2 separate regions of the Homo sapiens genome follow, and region 2 is linked to region 1. Evidence: chromatin loops called from intact Hi-C (ENCODE). Cell type or tissue: OCI-LY7. All regions are shown on one strand. Links, peaks and the distances in the headings refer to the core of each region. The heading gives the core; the rest is flanking DNA.

Region 1 (14,934 bases), core at 6,703-9,202:
ATGTGGTCACAGAGGCAGTAGAGTCTCTGGCCCCACTCAGTAGCTGGGGAATCCCCCCAGCACGGCGTCCTAGGGCTGGGTGTCAGGCTGTTCAACAGATTTCTGAAGAATCACTCGAGGCGTGTGACCAGCCCTTGTGAAAGAGCCAGTGTGTGATGGCTGAGATAATTACATAGGGCCACAAGCCAGTGACTGCCAACCAGCCCTACTCTGGCTTATGAACCAGGAAAGGAGCAGTAGTGAGTTCAGATTTTTGACTCATAGGAAAATGGCAGGCAGATCTCACTGGGTAGGTCCTGGAAAGACAAAGGTCATTCCCTTTGAAGGACAGTCCAGAGAAAGAGGCCTGTAAAATACGCATGGCGATGCCCTCACGTGCCTCACACCCTTGCAGGTCCCCAAACATGAGGAGGGGAAGGCGATTCCAAAACAGAGAGGCAGAACCTTCAGGGCGCATACATGCAGAGCTAAAGGCAGCGGCAAGAGCTGCCAGTTCAGGTGCAGCAGAGGCTACCAGGGGGCTGGAGGGACCAGTGCTGGTCTAGCTCTGTACCTCCACACCAGGACAGCTGCTTCACGTGGGACCAGCGGGTCTCCGGTTGGTTCAGTGGCTCCCCAGCAGCATTTTTTCTTTTTTGAAACAGTGTCTCGCTCTGTCACCCAGGCTGGAGTGCAGTGGCACGATCTCGGCTCACTGCAGCCTCCACCTGCCAGGTTCAAGTGATTCTCCTGACTCAGCCTCCCAAGTAGCTGGGATTACAGGTGCGCACCACCACACCTGGCTAATTTTTATATTTTTAGTAGAGACGGGGTCTCACCATGTTGGCCAGGCTGGTCTCAAACTCCTGACCTCCGGTGATCCACCCACCTCGGCCTCCCAAAGTGTGGAATTACAGGCGTGAGCCACCACGCCTGGCCAAGTGGCTCCTTTTCGCATGAATTGAAAGCCAGAGTCTTATTTTTCCCCCTTTCAGGAAAGGTGGCAGATATGAAGATAGTGAATTAGTCATGATCGATGTCACCTCCTCTGTCTGGTGCCCTTTGATATTAAATTCAAATGATCTTGCAGGTACTTTCTAGGGGGCTGAAAAGGAAGTAACAGATACGCCACCCACTTCCAGATCCATGATCCGCTGCTGCCTAAGGAAGACAGTCACTGATTGCCCACCTTACTGTCAAGGAACAGGGCAACCACATCTCCTGGCTGGTGCAATGAAGTCACTGCACACTCTAAAAGCAGTGTGCACACGCTCCAAGAAAGCCAATGCCATAGTCAGTCTTTACTTCAATTAGTAGCATTTTACAGGGTGCAAATAATTGGGATGTTTCAAAAGTGTGGCATGTGAGGACGGCCTTATTAGTAGACATCAGATATTTTGAGAAGCAAATCAACTGAAGCATTTTTGTATACAACTACTACAAAAAGTGAAGAAAACCAAGAACCTTCTTCAAGTGTCTGGCACACGCCTATGGGAAATGAGAAACTGGTTTTAAGCCTGGGGGAAGGATGGTAAGTCTAAGGCATGCATCAGGGAGTATGTTAGTAACCTTTTCTACTGGGCAGTTACATTTTCAATCTTGGTTCAAACAATGCATTTGGGAAAATGGTGAGTGTACACCCATGCCGGCACTCCTGCCATTGTGAGTTCTTCTACACCCTGGAGCCTATTTACAGTAAGCATGCACTTTGAATTTCTTCTTTAGGATGTTGTTTTTTTTTTTAAGTTAAGTTGGGTTAATATCGTGAGACCACACGTCTGTGAATTGGTACCTTCATCTCTTTCAATCCCTGCATGTATTTGCCTTCTACATCCTGAATCTGGTCCTTTAACTCATTGAGTTCCTGGGGGAAATGGCAAAAAAGGCAGATGATGTCAAGGGAAAACAGGTGATTCCCTAAATCTTTTATACTTCAGGGTAGTTTCTATTTGGGTAGTCTGAGCACCCAATTTTCTTTTTTATTTTATTAAGCGTTAAGGGAAAATAAACTTCAATATTTAAAGATTAAAGTTCAGGTGTATCCCATATGATATTTTTACATGATTTTATACAATTTTAGTGTATCTCATATGATTTTACACAGTTTAAAAAACAGACAAAATAGAGCCTCGGAAAACGGTACAGGTTATTTCAACTCCTATTTAGTAATTCATTCAAGCACTAGGAGTTCCTACTCTGTGCAATGTACAGTAAGATGCTAGAGGCAAAAATCAGTAGCACTTTTTCCCTGCATTTATGGAGCTCCAAGTCTCTACTTTGCCAAATTCCTGGTGCCGGGGACAGCATCTGGCACCAGCCAGCCTCTCAGTAAGTACCTGAACAAATGAACGGCACGCGCAACCTAAGGGCAGAGAAACATCAGGACTGCCGCCAACTCTGCTGCTCTGCTGTAGAAACGGAAACAACAGGCCAGGCGCAGCGGCTCACGCCTGGAATCCCAGCACTTTGGGAGGCCGAGTGGGTGGATCACCTGAGGTCAGGAGTTCAAGACCAGCCTGGCCAACATGGCGAAACCCCGTCTCCACTAAAAATACAAAAGTTAGCCGGGCATGGTGGCGGGCGCCTGTAATCCCAGCTACTCAGGAGGCTGAGGCTGGAGAATCACTTGAACCTGGGAGGTGGAGGTTGCAGTGAGCCGAGATCGTGCCATTGAACTCCAGCATGGGTGACAAAAGCAAAACTCTTGTCTCCAAAAAAAAAAAAAAAAAAAAAAAAAGAAAGAAAGAAAAGAAAAGAAAAAGGAAAAAAAAAGGGAAGCAACAAGGAGCTGCAGGTGGCCCAGGGGTGGCACATGGGAAATGGCTCTTCTGGTTTTGTAAACTTATAAAACATAGGTGTTGGAAGCATCTTCAAGGTAACCCTGGCCAAACTCTGGTGGATGCTTAAATCCCTCTCCGTCCTCCCTGGCAAACGGCCATCCAGCTGCTCAGACATCCCCAGTGGAAGTTGCTTCCCTTTTAAACCTAGTTTAAAGCACTAGAAAATTCAGAATCTGAGTCAGTTCTGGCTCCTTTCAGCTGCTTCTGTCTTGGTTCTGCTCCCTGGAGGACACAGGTCTAGTCACCTCACCTGCCCTTCCAGTCTTCAGGTTTTCAGATGCACTGTCCCTAGTTACTTTAACAAATAGCACCGTGTTTCTCTTTCACACACAGAATACTACCAAATGCCTGGCACTGTCCTGGGTGCTGAGGATAGAGCAGAGAATAATACCTACACTACAGTGGGATAAAAAAAATCATTAAAATACAAAGATGAGGGCTACTAAAGGCACATTACAAAGAGAAAGGAAAGGGCAAGTTCTAGGCCGAAGGGGAACATACTTAGTGGGGAGGGGTTGTGTGAAAGTAGGTAAAGCCGTCTGGTGTCCAAACTTGTGGACTGAATGTCTATGCAGACCAAGCATACAGAGACGACCAAGTGCATCAACACAACGTGCCAAGTGCTCTCACTAAGGTATTCCCCGGGTGCTGAGGGGCGCAGGGGGCCGGCACACGGTCCGCCCTGCTGGGGGGTCAGTGGGTAGGATCAGATTCCTGCAGGAGACACTATCTGAGCTGGGTCTTGATGTTAGGAGAACACCGTATTTTAGGGGAGGTGAGGGAGAGAGGACCAAGAAGAAAGATCCAGAACTTTATGAATTAACTTTTTTTTTTTTAATCTAAAGACTGATTTTTACAAAAGGTTCTCTCAAGTTGTCAGTAAGAAGAGAGCATCTCACCTTGATTTCCCTGATGGATGCCTCGGTGTCGATGGAGATGGAGGTGTCTCCGCTGCCTCTCCGAGAGGAAGTCCCACCCAGAGAGGCCAGCGTGGCTGCAGACAGGCCCGGCATGTTACGAGACCCCTGGAACGTTGAGAGGATCACATGCTGATATGGTTTAGCTCTGTGTCCCCACCCAAATCTCATCTGGAATTGTAATCCCCATAATCCCCACAAGATGAGGGACGGCCCTGGTGGGAGGAGACTGGATCACGGGGGCAGTTTCCCCCATGCTGTTCTCGTGATAGTGAGTGGGCTCCCAGGAGATCTGATGGCTTTGTGTTTGACAGTTCCTCCTTCACATGTTCTCTCTCCTGTCGCCTTGTGAAGAAGGTGCCTGCTTCCCTTTTCACCATGATTGTAAGTTTCCTGAGGTCTCCCCAGCCATGCGGAACTGTGAGTCAATTAAAGCTCTTTTCTTTGTAAATTACCCAGTCTCAGGGAAGTTCTTTATGGCAGTGTGAGAACGGACTAACACAGATGCGATTTCAGACAAAACCAAAACTGCATATAAATCTAACATCACAGGACTGTTACTTTAATTCCATTTCCAAATTGGAAACTCTTCATGGGCTTATAGTAAACTGTAAGGAGGGGATCATTTCCAGGCACCTCCTGGATGCTCTGCGATTAGCTGGATTAACCCTAAACTCCATGGTGGGGCCCATTATAAACGCCTCCCTGCTCTACAGGATCTAACGCACACCGGACAGGACTCCCGGTGGCCTACCTCCGGGAAGGTGATACCAGGTTAGGTGGGCCGCTTTCTAGTCCAGTTCCCTCGCTGGGGAACATCCTTATTAAAAAAAACCAAGCAACATATTTTCTTATCAATTTCATCCACAACTTTTGGGACCCTCTAGGTTTATGAACGATTCCTTACCTTCTCAGTAAAATCTTTTTCTGGTCTCTCTTCTACCTGTAGACGAAAACAGACAAAATATTAAATACTTTAAAAGCATTAAATGGATAACATGAAGATGGGGCTATGAATGATAAACAAAACAAAACAAAACATTTGCTTCCTTTGTAATTTAGAAGCAGAAAAATGGGACACTCCAAATTTAGCTTTTCACACTTCTCCTATTTGGATGTCTGTGAGGCCCCTTCTTCTCTTGTCCTCATTTGGACGTCCCTGAGGACCCTCTTCTCCTGTCCTCAGGTAGGAGTCTCAGTGGGACCCACAGCGGGCTGTGGAACTACAAGAGAGGGTGCACATGAGGAACGGACCCTGGAGAGAGCCCTGCACCATGAGGGTGTCTCGGGACAAGAGGCAGAGGCCGGCAGTGGTGTTACTTCTTTCTCGGCTCAGCATCCAACAAAAGACAGGTTTCTTTTTTTCTCCTTTTTTTGTTTGTTTGTTTGTTTGCAGGACTGGGTGGGGGGAAGGGTTTTTTAAACAAAGATTAACTACCTGGAGTGCTGCTTTTTTTATTTTTTGGCACATTGAAGGTTCTTATCATAAGCCCACTGAGAAGGTTACCAAGGTTGAGTTTGTCTAAAAACTCTCTGGGAAAAGCTGTCAACTAATCATGTTTTCCCCATCATGCCTTCAACCCAACTTCCCGTAGCTCAGAACTTCTTCACTTTGATTGTCAGAAAATCGGCCAAAGACATGCGCGGCAACTGCAGACCATATGTTTGATTCAGAAGATCTGAGAGATGACCTGGGACTCTGCAGTCACCGTTGTGAGCTCACACAGAGATAATTCATAATGAAGCTTGAGAAATCCTGATGGAGAGCTGCGGAGGCCACGGCTCAGCAACACCTGAGCTGCACAGACGCTGGTGCCGGGGACCTGCAGCTCAGCACAGGGGTGCAGGTGCTATGGTCAGGGTGTCAGAGAGATGGTGACCTCCAAATGACCACTTCCCATCTATGGCCCGAGTCCACGCTGGGCCAGATGCCCCTGCCCTCACCATCCGGTCCCACCAGGAAGGCTCATTAACTGCCACCTTCCCTCCTGCAAACTCCTTGTACCTTCAACTTCTCCTCCAACGACACCTGGAGCAACACTAAAACAACATAACCAGGAGTTATAGCTGGTCAGCCAGTTAAGGGATCAAATGGAATCCCACAAAATACTCGGTTAATCCAAAAGAAAGCAAAATCCAAGACCAGCTCTTAGCTCAGGGTGGCCATGTTTAAGGGTCTCCTACTCAACAGATCCAAGCTAAACCCTGCGGCCTGGCTCCCAAAGCCATCAGATGGTCTCGCCCAGCCACCCCACACCTGGGTGTTCAAAAATAAACTTTCTACTCTCATCTAACCAGTCTCCTGTGTCCCAAGAGCAGGAGTGGAAATGGGGGCAGAGAGGCCACATCCCTCAGGCCAGTGGGATGCAGTCAGGGGCAGGCTGGCCTCTCTCCCCTCTTTGCTAAATAAGCCCTTTGGGCAGGGTGGTGGTGGGGTGGTCCCTCTGCCCACTTAGCCACAGCTGCTAAGGACCCACCTGAGGCCCTGTCCAAGACCATGTGTTCACGGGCGCTTTCCACAATCCCAGCTGCTTACGGCTCTCTGCCCTGATGTCCATTCTCACGTTGGGTGCAGCCCAGCTATACCGCAGTGAAGACGGCTCTCTCCAGCTGTGGCCCATACCATCTGCAGCCCATACCATCTGCATTTGCTGATGTGTCGAAATGCACATCTAGAGTTATTTTTTCGGATGTGCATGCCACATCAGCCTAACTGTGTACTTGGAGGCACCAAGGCAGACTCCGATAAGATGAGTACCAAGGCAGACTCCGATGGGACAGATACGAAGGCAGACTCTGATCAGATGGGCACCATCTCATTTGGCAGAGCCCCAGAAGCCCTGCAGCCATGTTGAGTTGTGAGGATGATTGGAGCAATTCAAGTGTGGTTCTCAACTTCACATGGAAAGAAAAATATTCCTGAAATATTTTTCAAATCAAAATTTCAAGGCCAGGCGCGGTAGCTCCTGTCTGTAATCCCAGTACTTTGGGAGGCCGAGGTGGGCAGATCATTTGAGGTCAGGAGTTCGAGACCAACCTGGCCAACACGGCGAAACCCTGTCTCTATTAAAATTACAAAAATTAGCTGTGTGTGGTGACATGCACCTGTAATCCCAGCTACTCAGGAGGTTGAGGCAGGAGAATCTCTTGAACCCAGGAGGTAGAGGTTGCAGTGAGCTGAGATCATGCCACTGCAATCCAGCCTGGGCGACAGAGTGTAACTCTGTCTCAAAAAAAAAAAAAATAAATAAAATAAAATAAATAAAATTTCAAAGAACAAGGAAATGTGAACTATCTATCTAGCACTTAGCGTGCTGGAGAATAAATTCATTAAATCTCCTGGGCCCAAAGCCTTTTATTCCTTAGAGTAAGTTAGTTTGCTGAACAAATATTAATAAGATGAAAATAAAGAGGCTAGTTTAACTCTTGGTGGGATATGAAAATCCAGTTTAATAGACTGCCAAACTACCACTGAAAAGCCTGTGGCATGTTTGCTCCACGGTGTAAAACGTATGTTTTCTGGCTGCTGGTCAGCAATGGATAAATACTGTGGAGAAATAAATGAAGCTCCAGGAATGCATTCGTTTACCTACAAAGATATCTGAGACCGTAAAAGAAGGGCCCACCCAAGCCCTTTTTTCTTTCTGGTATTTCTTGCAAGAAAGCTGAGAAAGAAAACACACGGGGTCCACAAACCTTGATTTTGGGGGGGCAGGGCTTTAACACATCTTTGTTCTGCATGGTTTTGCTTGTAACCGTCTACATCATTTGTTTTTATAATTTGTAAAATATCAAATAAGGGAAAAAACCCCAAAAACCATAGTTTGCTGTTTTTATCATTTTAAAAAAGTCCTTGCTCCGAAGAACACAACGGACTCAAAATAAAATCTGGGCATATTTTTAAGTAGAGACCATGCAGAGAAAAACTAAAAATTAAGCTCTTGTTGAAAGGTGATGGCAAATGAACGTCTAACCTATCTCTATTTTACATAGTAGAGTAAATTTCATTTTGTGTGTCTTCCGAATGAAAAAGGATTTGTCAGCTTTCCTCAAACACAGGAAGGCTATTCAGCCCCGTGGAAAGCCACGCAGCCCCACTCGTGTCCACCAGATGGCAGTGTGTCACAGCTGCAGGGGCCGGGCCCGGACAGAAGCCGCAGGCAGCAGAGTCCACCTTAACCAAGCCCCCTTTCCTAAGCCCTAGCAGAGCCAGGTAAGGAATCAGATGTTGTGTTTCATCTTGACATAAAGCACAGCACTTCCTCCCTAAAATGATGAAGAAATGGAAGACAAGAAAGGATTCTAAACACTGTCACGGCCACTGCATGGCATGGTGTGGGGGCCTGGAGGAGGTGGGCATGGTGCAGAGAGGGGTCCAGAGGACATGGTGGCTGCAGACGGTCCAGGCTGCTCTGCCCACCCACCTTAGCCCAGGACGGGAAAGCACCGGACCCCGCAGACAGTGGCCTCCTGCACGGGAAGGGCGACAGCGCCGAACACATTGCAGCCTGTTAGCTTCATGACTCTCGTATTCTGAGTGATACTAAACATTTCAGGTCAGGGTGAAAACGTCACACTAACAGGTTTACAAAGTATGTGTGTTGTATTTTACAGCCACAGCTGAGTGTATACAGACATCATTGAAAATCTACTGGAAACAGTCACTTCTAAAACACGTCTGTGGAAGTTTAGTTTACGTCAAGTTTCCTTTCAAAAACAAATGCTTCAAGGAGCACATTAAATATTTTATTAATTCCAACTTTCTAACACTGTGTCTAAAGGAGTTTGCTATCTAGGCTCCTGTACACACGATGCCTGGTGAGGCTAAAACGCTAAGTTTTCCATGTTCCAGCTGCCTGCCATTTTCCTAAAGAAAGAATATGTGGCACCTGTTCACGTACCCAGAGAGACCCTACTCAAGGGCCCAGGTACAAAAGGAACCTGTCCTCAACACCCAGCCAGGCAACACCAGACTTGGATGGAAAAAGGGATCACCGAAGCAACATCCTTGCGAGGTCCTTCTTGAGACACAAACAAACAGCAAACACTGCTCAGAAAACACCCATTTTAAGGGTAATTTTCCTTCACATTTAAATGATAGCACAGTCCACCACTAGGGTGACGGTTTTTGGTTTTAAATCCAATAATATTTACTTTAGCCTGAATGACTTATCTTTGAACTCTGGTGTTTGTAATTCAAGACCCGTTTTTCCACCTGGTCCCTGCCCCTGCCTCTTTGTGCAACAAAAAACATGAGTCAAAATAGTGTTGTTTTTCTAGTCCAAATGGGCAGAGATCTGAGTTCATTGCTCCTGTCTTCTCTGAGTACACGAGGGAAGATATGGACCCAGGCTGCCCTTGGGACATTCCTGATGGATGTTTCAGAAACGTGATGGCTTCACCAGGTTCCCAGTGAGATTTTGGGGCCTGGATGACCCAGATCTGTTGGCTTCACTAGGTGGAGTCACTCTGCTTGGGTGTGGCCCAAGCTCTGGCCGTCAAACCTCTGGATCCCAGCTCTCTCGAGGCACCTTTGCCTCCCCTCACACCCCCGCTGCTGGGCTTCACAACGTGTGATCACCCAACAAGCATCCGTCTGCCCCTGTCTGTGCGTCCCATGAGGGCTGGGGCAAGTCTGCATTTGCTCATACAACGGCCCTGTTTCTGGAACATTCTAGGTGCTCAATAAACACTGAATGAATGAGTGAAATAACTTCCTCAAGGAGAAGATCCTGGTCGTGCTGGAGAGGAAGAAAACACAGCTCATCCACAGCATGGGAGAAGATGAGAATGAGGTGAACAGTATTCTATGCCTGTCTTGAGATGGGGCTGATGCCCTCTCTGCTTTCCCAAGGACCCTGGGAGGACCAAGTGGGTGGAGAAAACTTGAAGTCTTGTCCCTGGTGGTGGTCTCTGGACACTGAAGCATTTTCATTTTCTCGAAGTGGGACAAGCAGTCACTTCCTTCATTCTGGTTACTACTGCCCTTTAACAGCACCACCCTCCCTCCCTCCCCTCTGATGGGTGTGACACACTCACCTGTGCACCTGTATCTCCCAAACCCAGGGCGGGACTCCCTACAGAGCCTGCAGGGCTGACCCTGACTTCATATTTTTCTTGTCCTCTGTCCTCACTCATACTGGCCCTGGATACGTGTCCCTGACGAAGTCCCCGGCCTGGGAGCATTTCCCATGAGCTCTCGCTACAACAACTGTATCCCATCCCTGGCTAACCCCAGCCAAGGAGAAATAAAGTAACCATATGTTTTTTTTTTGTTTTTTTGGGGGGGTTTCTTTTTGCTTTTTAAGGGTATCATGACCCCTCTTTCCAGGGGAAGCACAAGAAGTTTATGTGCCCAGCTAGATGTCCCAAGCCAGGAATGAGAGCTGTGACATCTGAACCCGGGTTCTGAAACTCCCTGCCTCAGAGCACTGCCTGCTCCATATGACCTCAAGGAAGGCCAGACTGGAGGGTCATTCACCTTTGCCACCACGCTTACACCAGGCCCTGCCCAAGACCTGTTGCTCCTCCCTCCCAGGCAGAAGGACCGGGGAGTCCTATCCAGGCTCTCCTGGCTTCTTCCCATCAACAAGGCCAAACACAACCACTAGCACTTTCTGTTGTCCCAGGAGATCCAAAATATACCAGCAATGGTGTAAATGTCCCAAGACAGAAAACAGAAATGGAGTCAATTTAGTATAAGAGGACCATGAGTTTTGGAAATTATGGAAATGAGCTAGCTTAGTTCTGTCTCCCAGGCTCTCTTCAGATACCAGGGATGCTGCCTGTGCTCACCGTCTTTCTATTCTCGACACGATCAATCAAGGGATACCGTAACACATCCGCGAGGGAACTGCCCTGCACTCTACAGAGACCTCTCTGCATTCTAAGAACCACATACGGGAGGTTTCATCAGATGTAAGGCACCCAGGATGAGATGGGGGACAGCCTTGTCCCTCACTGCGGGACTGACCTTTGTTCCCTAAGCGTGCCAACCAGCCCGCAATCAACTGACCTTTGCTAGTTGAGCAATCGATTCAGGGAAGGAAGAGCAGATACAAGGAGATCACCCACCCCCATCAGGTCCCAGGACGCCCAGGAAGGCTGAACTCACATCTTTCTGTTTATGATCATCTAATAAACCTGTGAGTAAATTTTATACAAATTTAGAAAACACATGACAAAGGAATTTGTATCATTTCAGTCTCTTCGGTCAATTTCGTATGACAAAGAAATTTGTGTCATTTCAATCTCTAAGTGACTATATTGAGCCCTGTTATTTTGAGACTTCATCATATGCTTGAATAAAGACAATGCTTAACAAAATCCAATTGTCATGTCTCACTGGAACCAGGCAGAGGGTACAGAGGGCATTAAGCGTGTTTGGGATTCACTGAAAGTAAAGCCACAACATTCTTCTGTCAATTGTAAATACTTATATTTTCTTTTCTTTCTTTTTTTTCTTTTTTCTTTTTTTTTTAGACGGAGCCTTGCCTTGTTGCCCAGGCTGGAGTGCAGTGGTGCGATCTCAGCTCACTGCAACCTCCACCTCCTGTATTCAAGTGATTCTTCAGCCTCAGCCTCCCAAGTAGCTGGGATTACAGGCATGCGCCACTACACCCGGCTAATTTTTGTATTTTTAGTAGAGATGGGATTTCTCCATGTTGGCCAGGCTGGTCTCCAACTCCTGACCTCAAGTGATCCACCTGCCTCAGCCTCCCAAAGTGCTGGGATTACAGGTGTGAGCCACCGCGCCTGGCAATACTTACATTTTCTTTTCTGAAAAGTGAGTGTGAGAAGACAAAGCAATCCTACACTAAATTTATTACGGAAAATGTTTCTTCCTGGTAGTTTTAAGTGATCACATAAGTCAGCTTATGTTTATTGCTCTACTATAGAGTATGAGATAATACAGAGATCCCAACTTTAAGGAAGACACAGCCTTGGGGGCTGGCCAGGCTTACTGAGTCTGTGATCTGAAATTCCTTGTTCACAACCATTTACTTTCAGTTATTTGAATAACAGCATCAAGACCAACTTGTCAGGTTTGAAAATGGGAAATCATGTCATAATGAACAGCTGAGTATCTTCCTGTTATTGCCTGATGCACTCTGGGGAGAGATTACTGGGGGGCGGTGTGCCCCTGGAGTTTGCATGGTAGCTGCCGCCTCGCACTCCCTGCACACATTTGGCTTCTCTCACTGCTGACTGCTGGGCTCTGGGATGGGGAGGGGTGGAACACAAACTCAAATGCCTGTGAGGCCAGGTGGGCAGAGCCAAATGTGTGACAAGAGTGGGTGTCTGCAACTTATACAGAGGGGAGAGTCTTCCCCCAGAGAAAGAGGCGCTGGCGTTGCAATGCCCACCCATATTGAACTCTATTTTCCTGCTCTCCATGGCTGGATGGAGGAGATAAACATTCCTCTAGCACAGGAAAGCCATGCTGCACAGTGATGAATGGCACCTGGGCCGTGGCCTCGGGGTCACGAAAATAGTGGGTGGGGTGGAGGCTGTGCAGTTCTGCAAGGCAGCCTCAGAGTCAAGTGGCCAGAGATCCTGGGTTTTCTTCCCCCAAAGAAGCTGATACCTGCATTTGCTGATACCTGAATGCAGGTATCAGGTGCGAGGTAGGAAACCTCACAGTTTTAAAAGACTGCATCTAATTTAAAACACAAACAAACCACCAGCACCACAATAGGAAAAGCCCGCCAAAAAAGGTACATCCACGCAAGCAGGAGGTCTCAGCGCTGCGACTTCTTGGTTGATTACTAGGAACGTTACAGAAATTGTAGGGATCAGCACGCTGAAGTATGGTGTTCAGTAACTAACTTAAGAGCCACATTTTAACTTCTCGATGGCTGGGAGAAGTTTTTGTTTTTGTTTTTGTTTTCTAGAGGCAGGGTCTCACTCTGTTGTCCAGGCTGAAATGCAGTGGCACTCATAGCTCATTGCAACCTCGAACTCCTGGGCTCAAGCAATCCTCCCACCTCAACCTCCTGAGTAGCTGCGACTACAGATGCGTGCCTCCACACCTGGCTAATTTTTTTTTTTTTTTTTACTGTTTAGAGATGGGGGGTCTTGCTATGTTGGCCAAACTGATCTCCAACTCCTGGCTTCAAGAAATCCTCTTGCCTCAGCCTCCCATGACGCTGGGATTACAGATGTGAGCCACCACACCCAGCTCAGGCTGGAAATTTTGATATGAGTGGAGACGAACAGGGAAGCCTTGCCCATCTTTGCTTTTTCTCCCCAAGGTTTCTCACTGGCTCTTGAGGGTGGGAACGCTGGTCTGGTCGTGCAGCCTGGAGCTGTTTCCCCGGCCATGTGCCCACCTCCCCTCCTCCATTCCCACAAGCCCCAGTCCAAAACCGTCCTGCAAACTCTTCCTTTAAAAAGAGTCATAGGGTCGCCTTCAAGCATCACATCAGGTAAAACTGTGTCAAATTCCAACAACCCAGGGGAAAACACACAATAATGAGACTTAACAAGCTGGGGATGACCTAATAGGGCTCCTATTTTCTGAAACAAAACTTGGGCCACGCTGAGTGACAAGCAGGATGCAGGGCTGCAAATCTGCACATTTCGAAGGATCTGAGAACCAGGAGGGTAACGAATGATTGGGGCCAAACTGGGAGCGTCCCGGGATCTACAGGCCACGCTTTACCTTAAACACTGTCGGGGTCTGATCACAGGTAACACTTCAAGCAAAGCATTAACAGTCAATACTTCAAATTTTTAAATCATAAAAAGAAAACCACACATCCGTGCACATGGCTATATTATTTTCTCCCTTTGTATAAAGTTTGCCTCCTCTAAGATCCCCATCTCTAAGCACAGCTAACAATTTCTTTTACGGTCCTTGAAAAGTTGAGCAATGTAATCCTAATAATATCACCGCAGAGTAATATTCTAAATTTGGAGACGTTGGAAGAGGAGGATAAGGGAAGGGGGAGGGAGGGTGACACTGAGTAGGAGCAAGGCCAGGAGGCCGACTTACCACAGGGCTGGCCCGGGCCGAGCTGGCCCTGGAGGAGGCGCGGGAGCTGGAGTTGAGGTGGCCGCTGTACTCCGAGGGCTGCCCACACAGCCACCGCCAGGACACGCAGCCAGAAACAAAGGAACAGGGTCAGCAAAGGAGCAAGGAGAATAGAGGCCGACAGAAAACATGCTGCAGTAAGTGGTGAGGTTAGCCACGCACGGCAAGGAAAAGAGAGTTAGGGTTAGACAGCAAACGCATATTCAAATCAGTGCTCGCTAAGAATAAAAAAGCCAATCACATTATCAGAGGAACACAGAATTTCTCAGAGTTAGGAAGAAGAAAATAACACAAAGCACCCGTTCAATTGGGTGTGCAGTCACACCTAGTGTAGACACAGAAAGTCACCCCGTGGATGTGGAAATGACTGTTTTGAGAACTTAAGCTGCCTTCCGGCACAGAAACTGAAGACTTGCACAGGGCGCTTGGCGCTTTAGCAAGGGAACAAAAATTTTGCTTCTCCACTATCTTTCCAAGTGGAAGCAAAATGAGAGTTAGGGTTAATACAAAATTATGTATGGCTTTTTAAATTGCCAGATTACCTTCTACCTGGGTGGTTGCTATGTACACATCTGTCTATCCATTTACCTGAACTTTCTCACTTCTGGTAAAGGAAAATACCAGCAACTCGATTATCTGGAAGCTACGCCCTTGTAACTTTGATTTATGTTCACATCTGCTAGTCTTAGATACATTTTCACGTTATTATAAACATTCTCATATTCTTCCTGAGCAAGGCATGGTGGGGCGGGGGCAGGATTTGAACACTATTTAGGATCCCGACATGTCCTGAGGAGCATCTTCAAGAGAGACCCACGCAGCACCATATAGCAAGCCTCGCCACTGCTGAAGGCCCCTCCATTCCAGCCCCTGGACACCCTGCACTGTGCTGGGCACAGAACCCTCTGCTGGCCTCACAGGCTCTGCTGGGGACCTGCCGAAGTGCCCTGCTTGCGAATTATAAGGAAGCCCATATCTTCAGGGGTGCTCATGATCTCATCCAGATCTTCACGGGTGCTCAAGATCTCATCCAGATCTTCAGGGGTGCTCAAGATCTCATCCAGATCTTCATGGGTGCTCCAGATCTCATCCAGATCTTCAGGGGTGCTCATGATCTCATCCAGATCTTCAGGGGTGCTTGTGATCTCATATAGATCTTCAG
Region 2 (14,934 bases), core at 4,662-7,161, 120 kb after region 1:
CAATGAGTGAATAAGAAAGTACTGAACCCAAGACGATTTTGTTGATTTCTATAAGAACCCTGATGAATTCAAGGAGTAGATATTTGCCATTTGAATAGTGATTTTCATTTTCACAGTTGAGAAATAGAAGTTAATTTGTACTAAAACATAAGATGTCACACCTGCTCCCTCCAACCCTATCAATCTGTGCTACTCAGCACTAGTAACAGCTGCACCTACGGCTGGGTTTTACCGGGAGGGGCGTGTAAGAAGCTCTCATATTTACCCACCGCCTAGTTACATACTTTACATTGCTACCCACTTTCTTTAATTCTGACAGCCAGGGGAGGTTTCTTCTTCTCCATTTTAGAGACGAGAAAACAGAGGCCCAGAGAAGAGTGAGTAACTCACCTTCCTAGGATGGCACAGCTGGCTAAGAACTATGTCATTTGAAAGCCCAGCTCTGACTCACAAGTCTATCTCTGTAACTCCAACTGCATCTCCCTCGGTGGGAGGGAGGACCTCAGGGCTCTCAACCCAAGGAGTGTTCCCTTGCCTTCCTTTTCAATCTATTTTATAAAAACCAGCAGATAGGCTGGGCGCAGTGGCTTACGCCTGTAATCCCAGCACTTTGAGAGGCCAAGGCGGGAAGATCACTTGAGGCCAGGAGTTTGAGACCAGCCTGGCCAACACGGTGAAACCCCGTCTCTATTAAAAATACAAAAATTAGCCGGGTGTGGTGGTGCGTGCCTGTAATCCCAGCTACTGGTGAGGCTGAGGCAGGAGGATCTCTTGAGCCTGGGAGGTGGAGGTTGCAGTGAGCCGAGATCATACCACTGTACTCCAGCCTGGGCAACAGAGTGAGACTGTGTTAAAAAAAAAAAAAAAAAAAAAAAAGAAGAAAGAAACACCAGTGGATAAAAGGCAAACTCTGGAAATTTTCATTCTTCTCATTCTTCTGCCCCATAACCACTGACATCAAGACAAGGCTTGCGATTCACTGGCCACCTCTGGCCCTTGCAGGGAACACTTGTAAGGCACTGTGGTCAAATGCATACATAAGTGACTGTCTTCACAGGAGGGAGTTATACTCAAGCTACTATATTTAGCAAATGTCTATATTTAGCCAAAGGTCCTTTAAATGCCTTGTACTTCTTTTGTTTATTAATTAATGTAACAGACATAGACAAACACCTAGTATGTGCCTGGCTCTGTGCTGAGCTCTTGGGATACAAAAGTAAGATATTTCCTGTCTGGGTGTCACCTTCTACAGGTGGACAAATAATGATAAGGTATCCTGACTGCCATGCCAGGCGCGGGCATGCCATGGAGGGCCGTGGAGCCAGGGAGACTTAGGCCTGGTGCGATGTGAGAGGGCTGAGTCTGGAAGGTCTCCTGGAGGTCACAGTGGGCTTCCAGGAATGAATAAGGGTTTGCCTGGAAAGCCCTTTTCTGTATCATACAGAGAAAAACAGAAGTCTTTATTCACTCAGTAGTCAACAAATACTGAGTGACTGCCACATGTCCGTAAGAGCAAAATCAGGTATTTACAACTACAAACACCTAAGGATTGGTTACAGAGTAGATCCCCCAGAATATCTGACGGATACAGCCAGACACCACAGTCCAAATGGCTTGGAGGTGTTTCCTGTGGGAAGAATCACATGTGGAAAAGCCAACACGGAAAAGAACCTGTAAGGCGGGTTACAAGGCAGAGACTTTCTTTGCATTCATACACCCACCTGGCACACAGTTCAAATGGTACAAAGGGAACACAGTCAAAAATTAAGCTTCCTTTGTCCCCCTGGGGCCGCAACCTATTGGCTCCCCTTTTCCCAAGCTGCTGCTCTCTGTCCCTGTACGGCTTTCTGGATGTCATGTACATTCTTTAGCCTTAAGGTAGAATCCTTGCGGAAGGAAAAAAAAAAAGGCATTTGTACAAATACCCATTCTAGTGCGCCTTCAATTTGTCACAGGTAAAGTTCATCACCAAACATGATCTTAGTTACAATAAACTCTGTCCAGGAAACTTTAATGAAGACGTTTCAGTGTGCCTGGACCCGTTTCCAGGCTCAGTCCTGAAAGAAAAATCACAGTGATCCCCAAGTTCATCTCTGAGCTGCACCTTGAGTGACATCGATGGATGGATGACAAATGGTCACCTGAGCGACTCGGCCATTTCAGCAGGGCCATGTGGCCTCCGGCGACCGTCCACTGCCTCCAGGTCGGGCCTAAGCCCCCGCCTCCTCCCATGCCGCACAACAAAGCGGGGCGCTCGCCCCCACCCGGCCAGCCCGGGCCACCTCGCGCGCTGGCGGCGCCCGGCTCCTCTCCCGAGGGCGCAGCGGCCGACGGTGGCCGGGGTGGGGGAGGGCGCGCAGCGTCGCGGGCTGGGCCCGGGGCTGGAGAACGGGTGCGGGGTCCGCAGGCCTCGGAGATCGGGGCCGGGGCGCAGCGCCTGGGGATCAGCGCCCCGGCGCGCGCCTGCCCGGCCCACCCGCCTGGAGCCGGACGCGCAGTGGCACAGACGCACAGCGGGACAGACGGACGCCGGAGAGACCCTGACAGCCGTCCGGCCCCCGCGCCCGCCCGGCGCCCCCCGGCTGCCCTCCCGGAGCGCTCACCTCCCGCGCGATCTGGTTGAGCGCGTCGTCCTCCGCCGTGAGCCGCTCCCGGTTGGGGAGCCGCTTGCGCCCCGATCCCTGGGTGCCCATGTCCATCGACCGCGTCGCCCGCAGCTGCCGCGGGGCCCGTTGCTCCAGCCGCTCGCGCCGCCCCGGCCCGGCCCCGGCCCCGGCCCCTCCCTCCGCCGCGGCGTCATGGCGTCAGCGGGCGCTGGGCCGGGGACGCGGGGACGCGGGGGGACGGGGGCCGCGGGGACCCGGGGGAAGCCAGAGCCGGAGGTCCGCAGCGCGGGCCAGGGACTGCAGGGGCCAGGGACGGCGGGGCGGGGGACGGGGGCGGGGGGCGGAGACGCCAGGTGTCAGGGACGATGGGGGTCCGATACCACGGGGACGCTGCGGATGCCCAGGGCCGGGCACGCGGGACCTGAGGGACCGGGAGCCCCGGAGGGTGGACTTTGCGGGGACTGTTTGGCGGGCCGGTAATCGCGGAGCGACGCGCGCCAGGGCGGTGGGCACCGGTTGAGTGGGGACCTGAGCGGAGAGCGGGGGGGTAGGAAGGCTTTCAGAGGCCTGAGTTGCCTTGAGGGGTTTGCACGGAGGGGTGAGCACAGGATTTGGTTCAGCCTGGCGCTCCCCATTCCGCGGTGAGTCGGGGTGGAAGTCCCTCGCCGGGGTGAGAGCTAGGCTCTGGGGTCAGGCCGAGAGGTGCTCGGATCCGCCCGCCACCGCCGCTCCTGTGACCTTGGCCAGCCTCCTGGGCGCCGGCTTCACAGCGGCATGGTGTGGATGTGTGCGTTTCTGTCTTTACACGCGTGTTCTCCGTGCTAGCATCCATCCTTCTCCCCGCTGTCTGCCCCCTGAGATCAAGGACTTGTCACTTCTCTGGTGGGTCCCCAGCCTCTAGGATCGGGGCAGGTGCGTCGCAGCTCTCTCCTAGTTGTTGAAAAAGTAATGAACTTACCTGTGCTCTCTGAAGCTCACAGTCTATGCTCCAGAGGTGGATTTAAAAGTAAAGCAAATCGGAGGATTAGGTAGGGGTTAAAAGCCCCTGCCTAGGGCACGGCAGGAGCACCGGGTGGGAAAGTTACTGGTGTGTTTGGGGTATGGGGAGAACTTCAGTGTGGCTGGACCTGGGGAAGGATGGGAGGGAGGGTAGTGATGGTAGAGGAGAGGAGGCTGTACTGAAGTCACCTGTGATTTTTTTCCCCCAGTGATAAGGACAGTTAACATTTCGGTGTATTTCCCACCAAGTGGTGTGACCAGATTGCTTTGGATTCTTAAGGAGGTGGCCTGGAAGCTGTATGAAGGTGGGAAGAGGAAGAGGGCCCTTCCACCCACAGTGGCAGGGAAAGCTGTTGGAGGTTTCATTGCAGGGAAAAGACAGCGAGTCCAGTGACATGGGAGGGAGGGCAGATCCAGGTGACATTGCTCTGGGTGCCTGAGCTGACGCAGGTGGGTTGGCAGGGCTGACTGTGGCATTGTTCATGACTGAACTCCGGGAGCAGAAACTGCACCTGCACATTGTAGGCACTAAGGAAATAGGTGTTGACTGAATCTTCCAGGCCATATTTACATTACTTCAGAGGCCATACTCCTTAAGTGACATAGTCCTCCTTGGGGGAAACCTTGAGCCGTGGCCACTTGCACTGCCTTGGTCTTGCTGGTGGCTGCTCACTGTTTCCCAGCCCCTGGGGCACTGTGGGGACTGTGCGTCTTTGCCGAGGCTGGTCCCCATGAGTTCACTCATTCCTGCACCCACACCTGCTGCCTGCCAGCTGCTGAGCTGGAGGCTGGGGCATAGCTGTCCGAGAGGCAGACACGGCTGCTGCCTCTCAGGGCTGACTTGAGATGCCTGGAGCTCCTTAACTAAAGCCATATCCAAGTTCCAACGTCTCCTTTCTAAAAGAAGTCTCCCTTTGCTCCCTGTCCTTCATTGGAACTTTGAGCCACTTTTTGCTAACACCTAAATCCTCCATCCTGATGTGTTGAGGCCAGGAGGGCAGGCGCTGACCCCATCTTCCTCATCTTTAAGCCTTCACCAGGGACTGGCTGTGCCAGTTGCTTAGTGGAGTGCAGTGGTTGAACTTGTGGAACAGAGTTCAGTTCCCAACCCTCCTCCCCACTTTCCCTGTTGGATTGTTGTCCAGAGACAGGAGATTCACTGCCGTGGGGACTGGCCAGAGGTGTGTCTGAACAGCTCCCGCTGGTAGACAGTGTTCTCGGACACTGTGGTGAATTCAGCTTCCTGCCCCTCCCCCATCATCTGTCCACTTCCAGAAAAGAGCCGCCTTTCAGAAATCATCAGAAACAACATTGCTGGGTCCTCCCATGACCCCATGACATAACAACTTCCTGGCTACAGTCCTCTTCCCCTGGCGATGTGCTCTCAGAGTGGACCGGTTCTCACTTCAGAGTCAGTTTCCGCCTCTAAATGGAAATACGGGTGCCCACTGTCTTAGTTCCTTTGTGCTGCTGTAACAGAACGCCTTAGACAGGGTCATTTATAAAACCACGGAAATGTATTGTTCACAGCTGTGGAGGCTGGGAAGTCCAGCATCAAGCCTCCAGCAGAATCAGTGTCTGGTTGAGGCCCATTCCTCACAGATGGTGCCTTCTGTGTGTCATCTCATGGTGGAAGACGGGCTCCCTCCAGGCTTTTGTGTAAGGGCACTCATCGCGTTCATGAGGTCTCTGCTTCAGGACCTGGTCACCTGCAGGCCCCACCTTGCATTGAGGGTTAGGTTTTGACATATGAATGGGGGGGCCACCGCCATCCAGACCATGGCCTCTACCTTGTCAGGGTAGGGACAGTATTCTAGGCAAGAGCCCTTCCAGGGCTTCACACACAGGCAATCGATCAATCATCCTTACAGCTCCTGTCCTCAAAGGCCCAGGTCTGGAATGAATGGTGAACAGCAGTTCCTGTCTGGGCAGAGGGGAGCTAGACAGAGGTATCAGGCAGCTTGGTGGGTCTTCTCCGTGCTTGGGGTGCCTCCTGGAGGAAGATAAAGACCTGCAAGACTCCATCATGCTGATCCATGGGTTCACCGAAAAATTGTGGCTTTTCCTCCACCCTTGACCGTCGGCCCTCCCTGCGTGGAAGTGCATGAGCCTGTTTCCACTGAGAAGACTGGCCTCTGCCACCAGCACTACTGACCCCTCCCATCTAGCCCTTTTCCTATTCCAGATGGTGACACTACCCACCAGGGCTTACTTCAGAGCAGGAAATTGAGAAACTATATCACAGATCTGATGTCCAGGGCCAGAGAATTAACATGTTCATCTCCAAGCCTGGTACCAAGTCCCTTCACAAAAATACAGATGCCACCTTCAGGAAGCCTCCACGAGAAAGTGGAGGCAGCCAGGGAAGCCTTGGCAAGGGAAACCACACAGCGGCGCCGTCCCCAGCGCAAGTTTGCCTTGGTTCAGGAGCTCAGTGGGCAAGCCCTGGGGGCTGGCTGGGAAAGGAAGTTGATGAGCAGCTACGGAGGGGCGTCCAGTCTGCATGAGGACTCAGAGCTTCTCAGGCAGAGAGCCATCTGAGCCATCATGTGGGCCATAACGTGACTCACTCTGGGTCCATTGAGAGCATCATCCGCGTGGGCCTACCTCAAACCTCTTTCACCAGCACTCCAGCCTTGCTCTTCCAGTTCCCAGAGGATGGAAAGCCCTGCTTTGGATTACAGCTGGAGCAGGGCAGGAGAACTGCAGCCCCCCCCCAGGAATGCTGAAGGACCCGTAGAGGAGAGCCATCTCTCACGCATGGAACTTGGAGCCAGCACTCTGCCCAGAAGTGGGGCTGGCTGAGGTCAGGGTCTATGTGTTGCTCAGGAGGTGAATGGTGTCTCCTTTGTCCTGCTGGACGTTTTCAGGTGCATCTTTCAGTAGCTCAATCACAGCACTTCCAAAATAAATCAGTGGATGATGCCTGCCCCAATAAATGCCTCTTCCTTCCCAGGACACCATCACTTCCAGTAACTTTTTCATGTTTTTTGGAGTAAAAACCTTGGAACCATTTTGAAATCCTTTCTCCTTTCTCTACTAAATCTGATCAAATACCCAGCTGGTCTTTTCCTTCATCTCTATCTGATCATTTTGATCCTCCTTTGGCATGTTTGCTGATACCACCAAGCTCTGCAGCTGGTCCCCCTTATCCCTCATCTGTGGATTACTAGCATAAGTCACCTTCTGGACTTGGTGTCTCCAGGGTAGGGTGTCTGAGACAATCTATGGGGTAGGGGAAGCAAATATAGAATTTCTGTTATATATATCTTCAACTAAAAATTAGAAATCCAATGTTACTAATTTTTGGTCTATAAGCTTATTTCAAGCGGTCACTCACTCAAAGCATTTCAGGGGCTGGCAGTGGCGTGCTCTCTCATTACATCATTTTCTGCATATTTTGATATATTTCGGTGGACCAGGTTAAAAGGATTTATGGATTGCCTAACCTAGTTTTAACTAAAACTCAAAGAGTAGATAAATGGCTTCAAAAGATTTAAAAGATTCCCAAAAGCCACAAATAAACAAGAAAATGAGAGACTTGTTTCTTAGTTCAGGCAGGAGGTCTTCACTGGCCTCAGTATAAGGTTATTAGACAGGATAAGAACGTTTAGTAACCATCAAAACTATTTAAACATTAATTTACATTTCCTATCATTAATGATTAACTTCATTCTAAGTGGATATTGTGCCTTTATTTATTAACTAATGATGATAAACTAGGAACATAATTTGTACATAAATATGCAAATACTTGTGGGAGTTTAAAAATACTTGCGGATCATTTCCATTATCAAAAACATCTGGGTTCTAAGGGCAGGTGCCATGGCTTATGCCTGTAATCCCAGCTACTCGGGAGGCTGAGGCAGGAAAATTGCTTGAACCCAGGAGGAAGAGCTTGCAGTGAGCTGATACTGCGCCACTGCACTCAGCCTGGGAGACAGAGCGAGACTCCCTCTCAAAAAAAAAAAAAAAAAAAAAAAGGGTTCTAGACCAGGAATTCATTTTTTTTTTTTTTTTTTTTTTTGCAGTAAAGAAAGTTTAATTGATGCAAGGATCTGATGAAAGTTGGATTCCTCTTGCAGTGGGGAAAACGGGCATCTGAACATGAAATTTGAGTCCAATTTTAGAGGGTGATATTTTGAAGTCCATCCATGGGCTATCTGAATTCCCATTCTACACTGTCCCAATTTAATCCACTATCTACAAAAGCCAGAATAATCTTCTGCAATATGCTTCCATCATGCTGTGCATCAGAACTGCAGAATGGCTCTAGGGCGGCTGCTGCAGCAGTTCTGGAGGGTAAAAGCAGGTGCGAAATGCATCAGTTCACTTGTGATGAGTGATAGTCACAGTGCTGAAGTTTGTGAGATTATTTGCTTTAAATGTTATTGTCATAAAATTTCACCTTCACTAAGTGCTACTGGGTGCCAGGAATTTCGCAGCAGGAAAGTGCCTGGTAGGAAGATGTCAGGCTTGGGATGATCACATGCCATGTGTGCCTCTGGGAAGCTCGCTGAGGGTGGTGGGTCCTTGGCACACAGTGCCAGTTCTGTAGCCAAACCCCTAGAGCACCTTCAAGTAGCTCTCTTAGGGTAGCTTCCTGAGAGCTGGGACCAAGATTGCCTTTTTGTCCCTCAGAGAGCCTTATTCTGGATGCTTAGAAAATGTGGCTTGACTGAATGAAGAGTCCTTTCTTAAGGTACTATATCAAACAGGATGTGAAAACCAATTTTCTTTTTACTTGGGGAAGAGTAATGATGCAAATGTAGGTACTTATTGACTAGCAATGTAATCAATTTTCACCTAACGTGGGATTTATTAACTATTAATTCAATTGGTTAAGAAAAAAAGTGACAGGACTTTCAGCTACAGGACTTTCAGCAATGGGGATAAACATTATAGGAAACTAACCCTCCTTCTAACAATCATGAACCTCAAACAAAGTCTGGAAAACAGCCCTCTGGAGGCCGTGGAGAGTAAACAAATGCACACTGGGACTGGAGTGGACACAACCTTTGAAGGAAGAGAAGTAAATAAGAAGACGTCTGCTTTCCCAGAGGACATACCCCAGCCTGCAAGGCACATTGGGAGGCCTTGAGAATGACTGGACCGAGGAGTTAGATGTCTGGGTCTGGGGCTATAAGTGCAGCTGGAAATTGTGGGAAGATCCCAGAGAAGAGGGACCATAGAAGGTTGGGCCTCAAGATTTGTGTACTAACTTATCCAGAATCCATGGCTAAGTCCCGAACTACGCATGTGTGCGGTGAGATGCCAGGAAATGCAGAAGGAGCCAACAGCTGGAAGCCTGAAAAAGCTGAGCAGAGATTTCAAGATTTCAGCCCAGTGCTGGGGAGATAAAGTCAGGAATTCAAGTCCCACCAAGTTAGACAATCTTTCCATTGAAATCTCAGAAGACTGTGCCTTAATAGTGAGACATAGGACTAAGGGCTATGACAGAAAAACCAAAATGGGCCTGGATGCAGTGGCTTATGCCTGTAATCCCAGCACTTTGGGAGGCCAAGGTGGGTGGATCACCTGAGGTCAGGAGTTCAAGACCAGCCTGGCCAACATGGTGAAACCCTGTCTCTGCTAAAAAATACAAAAATTAGCCAGGTGTGGTGGCAGGCGCCTGTAATTCCAGCTACTTGGGAGGCTGAAGCAGGAGAATCGCTTGAACCTGGGAGGTGGAGGTTGCAGTGAGCTGAGATCGCACCATTGCACTCCAGCCTGGGCGACAAGGGCTAGACTCCATCTCAGAAAAACAAAACAAAACAAAACAAAACAAAACAAAAGGAGCGCAAACCTAGAACCAAGTCTCAGTAAGATCAAGGCAAGATGCATGATGGAGGTATATTTATTAACTGCCTGCTTGAACCAAATTCAACACGCTTCAGAAGAAAAGAACAGAGTCCAGAGTCCAGATCCTCTGTAAAGTGTTGCCCACCATGTCCAGCACAGCAGAGACTTCCTAGACAAGAAGAATCAGGAAAATGAGACTTGGGGCAGGAGGAAAAATAGTCAACTGAGAAATACTCACAGATGACCTAGATGTTGGAATTAGCAGATAAGTCATATAAAATAACCATAGGAAAGATGGATATAATTGATGAACAGATAGGGAATGTCAGCAGAGATCTGGGAATTGCAAACGTGGAAATTGTAGAACTATAAATTACAATATTTGAAATGAAAAATTTATTGAATAATATTAACAACAGGTCAGATAAGGTAGATGAAAGGATCTGTAGACTTGAGGCCTGGTCAAAAAAATTACCCAAACTGGACAGAGAGGAAAAAACTTTTTTCTTTAAAAAATTTTTTGGGGCTGGGCATGGTGGCTCATGCCTGTAATCCCAGCACTTTGGGAGGCTGAGGCAGGTGGATCACGAGGTCAGGAGTTCAAGACCAGCCTGACCAACATGATGAAACCCTGTCTCTACTAAAAATACAAAAATTAGCCAGGCATGGTGGCGCACACCTGTAATCCCATCTACTCAGGAGGCTGAGGCAGGAGAATCACTTGAGTCCAGGAGGCGGAGGTTGCAGTGAGCTGAGATCGCGCCACTGCACTCCAGCCTGGGTGACAGAGCGAGACTCCATCTCAAAAAATAAACAAATAAATAAATAAATAAAAACTTTCACAATTCTGAATAGTTGAAATCAGGAGAAACAATATATATATATTTTTTTGAGACGAAGTTTCACTCTTGTTGCCCAGGCTGGAGTGCCATGGTGTGATCTCGGCTCACTGCAACCTCCGCCTCCTGGGTTCAAGAGATTCTCCTGCCTCCGCCTCTCGAGTAGCTGGGATTACAGGCGCCCGCCACCATGCCCAACTAATTTTTTGTATTTTTAGTAGAGACGGGGTTTCCCCATGTTGGCCAGGCTGGTCTTGAACTCCTGACCTCAGGTGATCCGCCCGCCTTGGCCTCCCAAAGTGCTGGGATTACAGGTGTGAGCCACCGCGCCCGGCCAAGAAACGATATTTTTTAAAAGAACAGGTTCCAGGGATTCAGGATCCCACAGTGGTTAACTGAATTTTGACAAGGCACCAAAATAATTCTGTGGAGAAAGAAAAGTCTTTTTTAGTAAATAAAGCCAGGACCATTATATGACAAAAATGAACTTTGATGCTTACTCCACACTGCACACAACAAGTAAATCAGGATACTTATTGTGTATAGAGTTAAGTTTAGACCTAAACTTAAAAGCAAAAATTATTAAGTTTCTGGAAGAATATGTAGGAGAATATCTTTGGAACCTTGAGGTAGGCAAAGATTTCTTGGACAATTAACAAAAAGCACAGTCATAAAATACAACTATTTATTTATTTATTTTTCTCCAAGACGGAGTCTCACTCTATTGCCCAGGCTGGAGTGCAATGGCATGGTCTAGGCTCACTGCAACCTCCACCTCCCGGGTTCAAGTGATTCTCCTGCCTCAGCCTCCCAAGTAGCTGGGATTACAGGGGGCCGCTACCACGCCCAGCTAACTTTTGTATTTTTAGAGACGGAGCTTCACCATGTTAGTCAGGCTGGTGTCAAACTCCTGACCTCAGGTGATCCGTCCGCCTCGGCCTCCCAAAGTGCTGGGATTACAGGCATGAGCCACTGTGCCCGGCCAGAAAATACAAAATTGATAACTTGAATTTCATCACAATTTTAGAATTCTGCCTTTTAAAAAACTCCATTATGAAAATGAAAACACAAGCCACAAACCAGGAGAAAATCTCCACAATATGTAGATGTGATCAAGCACTTGTCTCCAGAATATATAAAGACTTCCTGAAAGTCAACAAGAAAAAGATGAACAAGTCATTTAGACAGTGGGCAAAGGACTTGGAGACTTGAGCAGACACCGCATATAAGGAGATATACAAATGGCCAAGGAGATATAAAGAAAGGTGCTCACCATCTTTATCATCAGGGATATGCAAAATAGAACCACAGTAAGATATAACTTCACACCCACTAGAGTGTCTACAGTTAAAAAGACTGACAAGACCAAATGTTGGTGAGGATGCGGGGCAGCTGGAACACTCATGCATTGCTGGTGGGAGTGGAACATTGCACAGCCAGCCTGGAATGCTGTTTGGGAGTTTCTTGGAAACATAACCTACCATATGATCCAGTCATTCAACTCCTAAGTATTTACCCAAGAGAAGTGAAAACATGCCCATAAACAGACATGTACAAGGAAATCTGATTCACAATATCCAAAAACTGAAAACAATCCAATGTCCATTAACAGGTGAGGGGATAAGCAAATTATCCTAAATCACGGATGCCATACCATGTGGCAATAACATGAACCCCTAATGCAGGCAGCAATGTGAATGAATCTCAAAAACGTGTTGAGTGAAAGAAGCCACTCACAAAACCATATATATGGAATGATTCCATTTCTATGATATTCTAGAGCAGGAAAAACCTATGCTATGATGATAGAGTTTAGAAGAGGGGTGACCTTTGGAGGGTGGGTGGGTGGGTTGGCTACAAAGGGGCACAAGGAAATTTTGGGGGTGATGGAAATATTCTGTATCTTCATTGAGGTTGTGGTTATGTGGGGTGACCAGCCATGCAGTTTATCTGGGTGTAAGGGGCTTCCCGAAGGATGGGACTTTAGTTTTAAAACTGGACCCCTCTATGGTGTGCATGTGCACGTTTGCCAAAAGTTGCATGTGCAAATGCACACTTAACATTTATGCCTCTTATTATGTCTAAATCATACTTCAATTAAAAAAAGAGTATTTAAAAAAATCATGGTGGGAAAACAACCAAACCAGTGAAATCACAAGCAAGCAACAGAAGAGGGTGTTTGCCTTTGAGGTATCATATTGAACTCACAGTTTGATTGTAATAAATGTTGAAAGGTCCATAATGTAGGGGGCTGCCTGACTCATCACTTCCTCCAGGCTGTGGAGACCCAGACAATAGATGCTGGATAAACAGGTGCTCTGGAGGCACATTTAGTGTTTTGCACAGCTGACTCCCGTTTTCTAGAAGAGCTTGGGGGTTGGAGTAGTTCCATCTATTTGCCCCTTCTCCATTTTCACAGGGCCTCAGATACCCATGGCATTCGGTTCTCCTACAGAAGAACCACAGGTGAGTATCATCAGGACTCGACGATAAGGAGGAGACTCACCCACAGTCCCGGGCTGGCTTTACTGTCTCATTTGTGAAAAGGATAATGAAGCTCGCGTCTCCCCTGCCCCTCTGCCAGTTAATCACAGTTAATCCCATTTCCCGTGGTGGTTAGGGGCTGTTCTGCACTCCTGGTCACTGACTGAGTGTCTGTAACCCAGAAGACAGAACCAGGGTATGCCAGGCTGTGTGTGGATTTTGCTGCTGTTTTTCCATGAACTGTCACACAGCTGATTTTCGCTATAAGATGGCTCCTGCAGCCTTCGACAGTTCACACACATCCCTACATCCCGTGGGGCATGTTGAGTATGGAATCACGATGTTCCTCCACCATTCCGATGTAGCTAAGCAGCTTTTCCCCTTGAGGAATCACTGTATTTTTGAGCAAAACACCATCCTTATCAATCACTCAACCGCAGTCCTCCAGAACGGAAATGTAGCACAGATGTTTCAGATCTCTTTCAATGTTATAGGAAGACGCTTACCATATTTTTGGCAGTGGCTTTTAAAAGCACTCTATGTCCTTGACTTGCCAGTTTTAAAATAGTACAAACATTTCATCAAATTTTTTTGTTGTGCTGAATAATGCTCTGAAGACTTTTTCATGAGAAAATCACTTGAGATTTCTCTACATTGAGATAGCACCCAACAATTGAACACCTTCTGGAGAGGCCTGGGCTTTGCTTTATTTTAGTCTCAGCCATAAACGACGCTCAAGGGGACAGGCCCATCTGAAGCGTTCTGTGCCAGCTTCCAGTCTATTTTAGGAACATAATAGGAAAATAGTTTGCCACTTACTCATTTGCATCCTGTGCTCAAGTAGAATTCTTTCTATCAACATCCCCAGACAAAGAACAGTTCATAAAATTAGCTACAGTTTATAAAATCCAGGCTGGCCTCAAGCAGAACAAAGATGATGTGGGTTTTCTTCCTATGGAAGATTTTTCCTACACTGAAATGTTATCACAATGCAAGACAGGGCCATCGAAAGGATGAAATGAAATCACCCCTGTGTGGTCCATTGGCACAAAGCTCAGTGCCGCTGTAAGTGCACAATAGGGCCCCTACTGTGTGCAGTGTGTGGAAGGAGAGATACTGGGATGAGTGAGGCACAGTCCCTGCCTTCAGTGGGTCTCAAGATGTCAAAGGAGTGATGAGTGTGTAGATAACCAATCCTGTGCAATGACTGCATCTCGCTGGGAAAATCAGGAAGGAGCACTTGCTGTAAGGATGGATATTGGACGGGCTGTAGCAGAGGAGAGTCCAGGCAGAGGAAGCCGGACCCTGCAGCCTCCATTTCACCTGGTCCTCACGGGTCATGGTTTCACTATAGTAAGCGTGGAAGTTCTAAACTGTCTCTGCATCCTCTTTGGAAACTCCTGTCTGGTCACTCTAAGAAGGGGACTCAGGATCCTTGCTCAGCAAGAGACCTTAGCTGTTGACCAACACTGCTGCCTGCCCTGATGGAACAGAGATAAGATACCCCTCCCAAAAAGAAGGAGGGCCTCTGGCCTTGGACTGGAGAGGAGGTGGGATGGGTCAAGGCCTGATCCCGAGAAAGAGGACAGCCCTCCTGAGCAAGCCCAGATAACGGGACAAAGACTAAGATGTGCCAGTGTCTGGCTCAGAAAGGAGACAGATATTCATGTGTGTGTGTGTGTGTGTGTTGTGTGCGTGTCAGAGAGAGAGAGAGAGAGGAGAGAGAATGTCAGGTAGCTCATTAACTTTCTGCTTCCCAATCTCGGGTGAGAACTTGCTTTAGTCTTTTCCTGCTGGTTGATGAATGGATTTTAGGAAAAGCCATTGAAACAGTATACTCAGATTGTTTCAAATTGTTTCATTTCCTAAAGGGATGTGGCAGTTCCTGCATTCACATAGCCATTGAGTCCTGTGCTGGTCCCTGTGTGCTCCAGGTGGGAAGCCTGACCTTTTTGTTTTTGTATTTTTCATTTACCCACCCATTCACTCGCTCACTCACAAATTCAACCAATATTCACGGAGTGACCCTTGGGAATAGGAGAAGTGGTGCATTCTTCTTTGGCTGAACTCAAGGTGAAGGCAAGTCGCCTCCAGGATACTTGAAAGGCCCTCTTTTCTCTTGCCCCGTTATAGCATATCTTGTGGTTATCAGGGCTCCCACAATTGTCATCCTTGGAATAAAAAACCTTCCTCTGTGCAGTCTC

Evidence for each region. Hi-C counts contacts between places; a loop is a spot of excess contacts. Peaks named below come from ENCODE experiments on the same cell type or tissue, not always from the same donor. Only the 100,000 strongest peaks of a DNase experiment are listed, where the experiment ranks them.
Region 2: a loop joins it to region 1, with 5 times the contacts of the local background. A loop is called at or near these places in 10 of 110 quality-filtered maps.

Annotation. Positions count from the first base shown.
Region 1 is chr2:237,738,109-237,753,042 of GRCh38, reverse strand. LRRFIP1 (LRR binding FLII interacting protein 1) reads right to left here. Exons shown (of 24, transcript NM_001137550.2): 11 at 13,734-13,811; 12 at 4,644-4,679; 13 at 3,719-3,844; 14 at 1,772-1,843. Among named protein-coding and RNA genes, the nearest start is that of RBM44, 53 kb to the left of the region's middle. RefSeq lists enhancers at 8,090-8,139, 8,106-8,631, 12,043-12,337. In OCI-LY7, for the core only: CTCF peaks have their summits at 7,627, 7,835 (motif pointing right) and 8,851; a DNase peak (open chromatin) is centred at 7,862; H3K27ac peaks cover 706 bases.
Region 2 is chr2:237,615,410-237,630,343 of GRCh38, reverse strand. LRRFIP1 (LRR binding FLII interacting protein 1) reads right to left here and starts at 2,757. Exons shown (of 24, transcript NM_001137550.2): 1 at 2,604-2,757. The coding sequence starts at 2,699. RefSeq lists an enhancer at 12,420-14,934. In OCI-LY7, for the core only: CTCF peaks have their summits at 5,418 and 5,622 (motif pointing left); a DNase peak (open chromatin) is centred at 5,583.